Linked DNA regions of Homo sapiens: region 2 is linked to region 1. The links are chromatin contacts, found by Hi-C or POLR2A ChIA-PET in ENCODE. All regions are on one chromosome and are shown on one strand. The core of a region is the stretch at or near the end of the contact, and the rest is flanking DNA. Distances in the headings are between cores, read along the strand shown.

The links. A loop is a pair of places that touch in the nucleus more often than their neighbours do. ChIA-PET counts read pairs that join two places held with the same protein, here RNA polymerase II (POLR2A). Pooled maps may share reads with other maps.
Region 2: a loop to region 1 is called in a pooled map, with 3 times the contacts of the local background. The contact joins two enhancer-like sites. A Hi-C loop is called at or near these places in 2 of 37 single-sample maps with no recorded cell type and 7 of 50 pooled maps. POLR2A ChIA-PET finds 5 or more read pairs at or near these places in 7 of 52 experiments (OCI-LY7, PC-9, T-cell and 4 more).

What each region holds. Positions count from the first base shown.
Region 1 is chr12:12,580,901-12,585,885 of GRCh38, forward strand. All of the region lies in intron 1 of LOC107984486 (a long non-coding RNA gene), which reads right to left. Among named protein-coding and RNA genes, the nearest start is that of DUSP16, 21 kb to the left of the region's middle. RefSeq lists enhancers at 2,543-2,602, 4,157-4,658. Within about 2 kb of position 2,252, at least 8 of the 41 ENCODE cell types and tissues checked have a DNase peak (open chromatin) inside an H3K27ac peak, as active enhancers do.
Region 2 is chr12:12,734,095-12,739,079 of GRCh38, forward strand. It overlaps a transcript of APOLD1 not described here. Among named protein-coding and RNA genes, the nearest start is that of CDKN1B, 19 kb to the left of the region's middle. Within about 2 kb of position 2,822, at least 13 of the 41 ENCODE cell types and tissues checked have a DNase peak (open chromatin) inside an H3K27ac peak, as active enhancers do.

The DNA of each region.
Region 1 (4,985 bases), core at 1,002-3,501:
TTATTTATTTATTTATTTATTTATTTATTTATTTGTAAAGAGAGGGTCTTACTGTGTTGCCCAGGCTAGTCTCAAACTTCTGGGCTCAAGTGATCCTCCTGCCTCAGCCTCCCAAAGTGCCAGGATTACAGGCATGAGCCACCACACCTGACTGAATGTGTATTTTATTTCTGAAACAAAACCACTACACATGATTGTTACCAATATGTTTCTATTTTTTTTTTTTTTAGCTGGGTATACCTGTAATACCTGTAGTCCCAGCTATTCAGGAGGCTGAGGTGGGAGGATCACCTGAGCCCAGGAGTTTGAGGCTGCAGTGAGCCATGGTTGTGCCACTGACGGCATGACAGAGTGAGAGTTTCTATTTTTTTAACAGAACCCCAACAGCGGTGCTTTCATTTTAGATCCAATTGATGATTAATGGACGGCAGAGTATGTCTTAAGAAAGACAGGTGAAAAATATCAGGTTGCAAAGCAAAGCACGTAAATATACCAAAGCCAGAATTTTTTTTATTTTTGTAAGGGGTAAAAGGCCATGAGTACTATTTTAGGAGTACCAAAAGTTCAAACACTGTAGTTGGAAATGGATAAAACCTCAATACCTTTGAATCTGACACTGAAATTTAGTATTTCTATCTTTTAAGTTCTTTTATCTCAAGGTATATAAAAGTGCTCCAAATAAATATGTCCAAATCTTGGGATTTTCTTTTTTTTTGACATGGAGTTTCACTCTTGTTGCCCAGGCTGGAGTGCAATGGCGTGATCTCGGCTCACCACAACTTCTGCCCCCTGAGTTCAAGCAATTCTCCTGCCTCAGGCTCCCAAGTAGCTGGGATTACAGGCATGCACCACCACGCCCGGCTAATTTTGTATTTGTAGTAGAGACAGGGTTTCTCCATGTTGGTCAGGCTGGTCTCGAACTCCCGACCTCAGGTGATCTGTCTGCCTTGGCCTCCCAAAGTGCTGGGATTACAGGCATGAGCCACCACGTCTGGTGAGCATTAAAAATTTTGTTATAAATTTCAGCATTAAAAAATGTGTTAATGGTTGATCCTAATTTTCTAGTGGGTAGGAGGTTAGCTTTAGTACCTGATTGAAAGAAAACAGCTTGAAAAACAGGAGAGGCTAGCACTAAATTGTTTTATGACTTTGGGCAGGAGACTCAAGAGAAGGAAAATAGAGAGCCCAACAGGTATTGAGCATCTATTATTGCCAAGCACTGTGTTTGCATATATTATTTCCCTGAGTTTTTACAACATTTCCTGTGGGTCGCCATTGTTACACTTTAAAGATGAGGAAATCAAGGCTCTGAGATGTTAACAGACTCTCCCACAATCGCACAGCTAAAGGGTAACAGCACTGGGATTAGAGTCCAGTACTGCCTAACTCCAAAGCCCATGCATATGCTTTCCACCACCCTCAGCTGCTCTTGCCTTGTTTCCTCATCTACAAAACAAGGGAGTTCAGTCAGATAATCTCTGATGCCCCTCAAGTTCTACCTGCATGGCCTTTGTGGTTGGGAGGAGAAAGGGGAATCAGGGCAGGGTCTCCGGCACTGTGCTGAGTGGTCTTCTTCTGAGTGGGAAAGCAATGAAACCACGTGTCTTACTGGTGCTGTACTGACTCCCTGTCCTGTGAAAGAAGGCTGCTGCTGCTGGCAACACTGCAAATGACGATGGGACTCCCAGGCCCACAGCCCTCAAAAGGAAGTGAGTCTTCTCATTCTCCTTTGCAGGGCCACTTTTTATAAATTTACATTTCCAAAACCAAATCCATCAACATTTACTGTTGAGAATTTTATTGTGCCCAACACTGAGTTAAATGGTATTGCAAGGCTCTATATACAATAGCAAGGAAGTATAAGATGTGGTCTGTATTCTCAGGAACTTACAACTAGCTGGGAGAACACAACACACAAAGCAATTTTTGAAGGACACTGTATAATGCAGGACTGAATTGTGTAGTCCAGATGATATGTACTACAGGAGTGCAGAGAAATGGGCGTTCAGTGGGGGCTACAGCACCCGTGAGAACTGGAGCAGAGACAACGTTATTCACCTTGCATTCTTGACTAGTCTTTCTTGGCCTTTTCTGTAATTGTGAAACCCTGGTATGACTCTTTGACATAGTTCAAACATTCTCTGCTTTGCAGGCTGCAGTGATGTCCTTCATATCACGTCATCTTAGTGCCACTTCATCTTTATTGGCATGTGTGGGAGGAACAAAACCCCAGTGGTATGCAAACACCGTCATGGGGACTTGCTTCAAGCCATGGGAAGTTTCACGCAAAGCCAGTTTCTCAGTAGGGCAAATGTTGTGTAAAAGTACAAGAAGTTTGAGAAACTAGTTAAAGGCAAAGCCTGTCACAGCAAGAATGAGATTTGAATGGGGACACTTTCCTGTCTGTGTCAGGGATGGTCTGATGGTCTACTCCCAGCCCCTCACCTTCGGAGCCCCTGTGCTTAAGTACTTCGCTGACAACATGGCCCAGAGGCGAAAGGACCTTGTCCAATGCAGCAGGAACTTCTTATTCCCAAACCCTCTGCCCACCCTCATAGGCCAGTCTTTTGATAAGAGGCTGTAGACCTGAAAAATTATTCTAGAATGTTGGATCTAATAGATTTAATAGTCACTATATATTTACTGCATGTTCTGAAACAAGGCTGGATTGAGGACTGTTTTCATTTGAGCTGAAGACACAAAATGAATATACAGGAAACAGCAGCTAAGTGTACCTGACAGATTAATGGCATCAAGTGCTAAGCCAAGGGTAATTGGTTCAGAAAAATGAGACACTGATAAGTACAGAAGTAATGAGGGAAAGTGTCACCAAGCCAACGTTTAGGAGAGACCTTAAAAAATGGAAAGAATCTGGATTGGCAGGAAAGAGAAATTATGACATTCTAGAAATGATATAGTACCTACTATTTCATGTGATGAATTATAAATTATAATAGGAAACCATTATCAAAGGCAAGAAAAGTGAAAGATATATTCATGGAAAACCAAAGCAGTCAGCCTGTCTGGAGGAAGGGTGGCATAAGAATGTACATAGCAAAAATTAATGGGAAGTTAAGATCATCTGAATAAGATGAATTCATCAACATACTTAGGCTGGGCACGGTGGCTCATGCCTATAATCCCAGCACTTTGGGAGGCTGAAGTGGGTGGATCGCTTGAGCCCAAAAATTCAAGACTAGCCTGAGAAACACAGTGAGACCCTTTCTCTACAAAAATACAAAACAATTTAGCGGGGTGTGAAGGTGTGCGCCTATAGTCCCAGGGAGTATAGTACTTGGGAGGCTGAGGTGGAAGGACAGCTTGATCCTGGGAGGTCGAGGCTGCAAGTGAGCTATGATCACTGCACACCAGTGTCGGTGACAGAGTGAGACACTGTCTCACACAAACAAACTTACCAAACATATATCAAGTGCTGATTACACTAGGTCTCTTGCTGCATAATTATAATAGTTTACACCTATTAAAGCTTACAATGTGCCTTGCACTGTGTTAAAGTGCTTTACATATATTATCTCATTTAATTGTCACGACAGACCTATGAGGTATATGTTACCTCATAGGTAATGTATCCATTTTACAGATGAAACTGATGAAACCCAGAGAGGCTAAGGAACTTGCTTCAGGTCACATAGTTACTGAGTGGGAAAGCCTAGTATTGAACCAAGTAAGTCAGCCCAAACACGGGTTCCGAGCACAATGCTAAACTGTCTCCACAGATATTACTACAATCTCATAAACTTCCCTATGACATAGGTATTATCACCCCAGTTTTGCAAATGGGGATTCAAGGTTTCGAGAGTCAGTGAATTGCCCAAGGTCATTCTGCTGAGTACGGGGCTAGGATTTGAAAGCAGATCCACTAACTCCAAGTCCATTAAACTTCCCATTACAATATAGCCACCTGGCAGAAATATTGTCTAGTATGAGATCAGATTAGAGGAAATTTTGACAGCAAAGAAGAGCAAGAAGTCTATATGAATAGGGAAGAACTTCAGGGTTTTGAATAGACATGATTTGATTAATGAAGGTAGTCTAGGTCTGGCCTCAGTCTTTCACAGGTAATTGAATCAGGGAAAGGGTAGACATGAACAGTAGATGATATTAGAGGAAGTAAGGACCTAGAAATGGGCATAGGAGAGAGGGAATGACAGAAACAAGATCAATATTTGAAGGAAAACCTGATTGTTCTAGGGGCTGAACAGCTGAGAGTGATGAAAGAGGAGATCAAATCAAAGAGGAATTTGCTTCTCTATATCTAAATAACTTCATGGACTATTGACAGGGACTGACAGTTTATATGAGCAGCTGATTTGTGGCAAAAAAAAAAAAAAAAAAAGAAGAAGGTTGTTTTTGGACATGTTGCAATCTGCTTGGCAGAACAATGACCTGCACATTCCAGAGGAAATGGCCAGTAGGCAGTCAGGGAAATGGGATTGGAGCTCAGGTAGAGAGCAGAAGCTGTCAATAGTATCTGACAAATAAGCTCTGCAAGGACCACTGAAGGGGCAGACAAGTCACATCCCAAGAAAAATAGGGTTTTTTTTTAATAATCAGAATGCGCCAGGAGTCAGCAGAGAACCAAAATGCACTATAATGAAAGAGATCAGGCCCAAGGGCAAGCCACAGGTCAAGATAAGTGGTTAGGGACAATGCAGAGATAAAAATTAAAGGGATGCAGCAGCAAATCTGATCTCATCAGTATCAAGGATAAATGACCACAGAATAATTTCCTGTCCTGTTTCTGGTATTTTGGGGTATTCCCCTATTGCAGGAGCCAAATCCACTTAACTGGATGACGCCCTCAGAATGACCCTGCAGAACAACCAGGAATCTTCCTAGCAGGGAGTACACAGTCTACATCAGCACAGGGAGAGAATGAAAGTTATCAAAAAGGGCCTCTCCACTGAATTGTACATGTAAAAATGGCTAAAATGGTAAATGACATTTATGTAGATTTTACCAAA
Region 2 (4,985 bases), core at 1,572-4,071, 150 kb after region 1:
GCATGTTTGTGTACATGGTTTGGCTTCTGGGGCACATAAATGAGGTATAAATATTATCCCCATTAACTCAAGGATATCTTAACAAACCATGGAAAATTGAGGTTATTCCATCTTTTTGCCATATGGGATTTTACTGGTAACATGATCCCAAAACTCACATTCCTTGATCTTTGGCACTTGGCACACTCAGGGAATCCGCCTGGGAATTCACCAGATCAACTCCCTGCCTTAGATTAGTTACTTAGGACATAGTGCTGGGAAAATAGTTTTACATTTCAAGTTAGCCGACTAATCTTTGGCTGTCCCTCTCCATGTGACTGACCTGGGGCAAATCTTAGAATCTCAGAATATTGGCTATGGGAGACCACTGTATCGATTCTTTCCATTTTGCAGATGAGAATATTCTAATTCTTGATTTCCTGTAAAGTGGGGAAGTTAAACGAAGATGATTTATAGATTCCTTCTGGCTTACAGCTCTGTGATTCTTGTTTCCTAGTCAAGATCACACATTCCATCCCTGTGGATCAGGTTATTTTTCAGGGAAGCTAGAGTCCTGATTTTTGGCCACAAACCACATATTCAGAATCAAAAGAAGATGATCTTATAATAGCGTAGGCTGAACAATAAACGTTTATAATCTCACTAGAAAAAAAGCACGTGAATGTGTAACCTAATGGTTGCTTAGTAGTGCCAGATATTGCTGCATTGTCGCGTGCAGTCTCTGGGAGCCTTTACTAAGGCCAGGCTCTGTGGGCTTCAAGGTCACAAACAGGAGCGCTGGCCTCCTGGAGCTCCACAAGGCGTCACAGCTGTAATTATTCCATGGAATTTAGGTGAGTGTTGTGAAGGATGAGTGCCATGAAGGGACCTCAGAGCTTCTGCTTCATGCTGTAGCAGTTTGGATCCCAGACAAGGTGACTAACTGAGGAAGCAAGCAGGGGCTAAAATCGAAACTCTTTCCCCAAGCCAGCCTGTGTTTACTGAAAAGAAAAGGGCCTTTAAAAATCCACCAACACTCCCTTTAGCTGAGCAGCCACTTATAGTCCCAGCTACTCGGGAGTTTGAGGTGGAAGGATCCCTTGAGCCCAGGAGTTCCAGTCCACCTGAGCAACAGAACAAGACCCCATCTCTAAAACAAACAAACAAACAAAATAAAAAATGCCATTCCATCCCCCTCACCTGCAGTGCCTTCCCCTATGTTCCAGTGGCTGCCTGTAGGATGCTGTAAGAGTTTGAAACAGGGGCCCTGACCTAGAGCGAGGGTTAGAGAATCCCTCCTAAAGAAATGACTTTCAAGTTGAGACCTGGAAGCTGAGCATGAGTTAACCAGTTGAAAGGAGGAAAGGAAGGAGAGTGAGCCAAGCAGAACACAGTCCAAGGCTGCAAGTCAGAGAAGAGCTTTGAAAGAATGTGCTTGTGGCTGGGGGGCAGTGAGCCAATGGCAGAAGGAATGAGTGCTGTGGCTGGAGTGATGGGCTTTTTAAGCCACATTAGGAATTTTGGACTTTAAGTGCAATGGGAAGCCACTGGATAATTTAAAGGTGACTTGGCAGGCACAGTGGCTGATGCCTGCAATCTCAGTGCTTTGGGAGGCCAAAGTGGATTGCTTGGGAGGCCGAAGAGGATCATTCGAGGTTAGGCATCGAAGACCTGCCTGGACAATGTGAGGCCTCATTTCTACAATAAATAAATAAATAAATAAATAAGCCAGGCATGGTGGTGAGCACCTGTAGTCATACCTACTTGGGAAGCTGAAGCAGGAGGATCGCTTGGGCCCAGGAATTCACAGTTTTAGTGAGCTATAATCCACCACTGCCACTCAGGCCTGGGTGACAGAGTGAGATCTTGTCTCTAAACTAAAATAAAATAAGCTCACACCTGTAATGTCAGCACTTTGAGAAGCTGAGGCAGGTGGATCACTTGAACCCAGCCTGGGTACCATGGCAAAACCCCATCTCTACTAAAAATACAAACAACTAGGCTGGGAGCAGTGGTTCATGCCTGTAATCCCAGCATTTTGGGAGGCTGAGGCGGGTGGATCACTCAGGAGTTCAAGACTGGCCTGGCCAGCCTGGTGAAACCCCGTCTCTACTAAAAATACAAAAAATTAGGTGAGCGTGGTGGTGTGTGCCTGTAATCCCAGCTACTCGAGAGGCTGAGGCAGGAGAACTGCTTGAACCCAGGAGGAGGAGGTTGCGGTGAGCCAAGATCACGCCACTGCACTCCAGCCTGGGCAATAAGAGTGAGAGTCTGTCTCAAAAAAAACAAAACAAAACAAAAAAACTAGCTGGGCATGGTGGTGTGCACCTGTAGTCCCAGCTACTTGGGAGGCTGAGGTGGGAGAATCACCTGAGCCTGGGAGGTCAAGGCTATAGTGAGCCATGATCACGCCACTGCACTCCAGCCTGGGTGACAGACTGAGACCCTGTCTCAAAAGAATAAATAAATAAAATAAAATAAGAGAGTGACTTGAGCAGCTTCAAATAAATTTTATTGTTTCCTCACTTTATCTAATATTAATTGAAATCCTTAGTCTTATGTTGGGGTTATCCCAATAGGACGTGGGAAAGAAAGTTCAAGCTTTCGCCTTGATAGTTCTCCATGATGCTGCTTAACATAAACAATCGAGTTTTCAAAAACCAAAACTCTTGATTTCATTAAGTAAGGAGGGTGTAATGTGTAGTGCTTGGGCCGTTAGAGGGGATGTGGTCACAAGTGGTATATCTGAGGCTTTTGAAGGAGTGCATTCAAGGAAGAGCCCTGCTTGGTGTCAGCTACTGAACCAGAGATCCGAAGAAGTGGACCTCGCCAGCCTCCTGCTCCACCCCGCTACCAGTCTTAGCTGGAGCTCCCTTTTCTTTGTCATACTCAGCCAGTTGCTCATTGCTGTTTTAGAGTCTGGCCCATGTTTTGCTCTTTGGCTGTGCGATTGGCGTGAATCTTCTAAGCAAATGAATAGCTTAGAGGTGAATACTGAATCTTTTGCTTCAAGTAGCTCAGCATTTTTGTCTTTCATTTTTACTAAGTGACTAGATTCAGTATTCGAAGATGTTTTGGCCAAATGATTCATTATTTATTTGGCTTTAGAAAGAGACTTCAAAAGGATAATAGAAATAAACAACCCAGAGGTTTTTTTTTTAAATTGAAGATTAATAAAAGAGAGACCTCTGCTGGCTACAGTGGGGTAACAACCTAGAGTTGGCCACTGACTCCACAGGAAGCTATAATGGCTGTGACCCACCCCATACGCTTTTACAGTTGTCAGCAAATTGATCACTATTTGTTCACTTCTTCAGCAATCAACTCAAGTTCTTTTGGAGTTCATTGAAGTGAGGTATAATTCCCAGTCCAATCACCACTGTTTCTGTTTCAATCTTTAGGAAAAGTATTAGTCTTTTATATTTCTCGAACATAATAGCTTTACATATGAGCCCCTGCCAAACTGAGACCTGAAATAATTCCTGCATCTTACCTTCTCTGTTTCCTTTCCCCTTTTTTGCCTCCACCTCTCCTCCTCCCCTTCTCCAGTAAAACAAAATAAAACAAATCTACACTCAAGAGAGAGTACTGATAGAAAGTGAGAAGGAGGGAGCTGGGCGCTTATCTTTGGCATATCCTCAGCTGAGGATCCAAGCTGGGGGGCCCAGGGTTGGTGTTAACTACCTGAGTAGAGCTGTAGTTCCTACTGATGTCTTCCGTGGGATTTGTTCAACCGTGGGAATGTGGCTGCACGATAGTGGAGCAAGATTCAGTGAATGCTTCAGAATATGGAGGGTCGTTATCTAGGGGGAGGAAGGGGACTGAATGTTCTCTTGAGACCTTTTGTTGGCAACAACAATAATGAGTGCCTACTATGTGCCAGGCCCTGGACTAAGTACCTTAAATACCTTAATTCTGTTTCCTGCTTTTCTTCTCTCTTCACAGTCTTAAGAATGTCTTTCTATGAGAAAAACATTGAATATATGTAAAGAACTTACAACAAGGCCTGCATAAAGTAGTAGCTATGCATGTGTTCACTATTTTATTATTATGTTTTTACTCTGGAATATGCTGCCACTCCTACACATGAGGAGAGGCTCTCCCCATACTCACCAGAGCAAGCAAGTCCTTTTTTTTTTTTTTTTTTTTAAGACACATGGAGTCTTGCTCTATTGCCCAGGCTGCAGTGCAGTGGCATGATCATGGCTCACTGCAGCCTCGACCTCTTGGGCTCAGGCAGTCCTCCTGCCTCAGCCTCCTGAGTAGCTGGGACTGCAGGTGTATGCCACCACACCTGGCTAATTTTAAATTTTTTAGAGATGGGGTCTCACTATGTTGCCCTGGCTGGTCTTGAACTCCTTTGCTCAAGCAGTCCTCCCAACTTAGCCTCCCAAATCATTGGGATGAGAAGCATGAACCACTGTGCCTGGTTAATTACATAGATATTTACATATCTACTATCTTAAAACGGTGTCCTTTTAAGAATTTCAAATGATGCTTTATAGTTTCTAATATGGTGCACTGGGTATACTGTTGATATTTAAAGTTTTGTGAATGATAAATTTCCCTACTTCAGTAGTGCCATAGAATTAATTGATTCTTGTATCTGAAATTTAATGAGTGCTTATGAAGTATGCTGGACTGTGCTAGGTTCTGACAGCATTTGAAAAGAAGTTTGACATCTGCCTGTCTGTCCCCTTTTGGCTGCCTATGAGGTGTGTAAGATGGCTGCAATTTGAGGAGGCATCCTTTGTTCCTGAGGATAGAAGGTGCATTGTGGAGTAGAAAGATACAGGAACTATAGGCGATGCCACACCAACTCTGTGCCACTTATCTCCAGAATTCCTGTACAGAAAAGAAAAGTACACTTTTATCTTGTTTAAGCCACTATGATTTCTGGGCTCTGTTACTAGCTGCCAAATGCAAATCTTAACAGATACAGAAGTCCTTGAGGATTTTTGAGCAAGGAACTGACTGTAAAACTGGTGGCTCTGCAAGGGACAGAT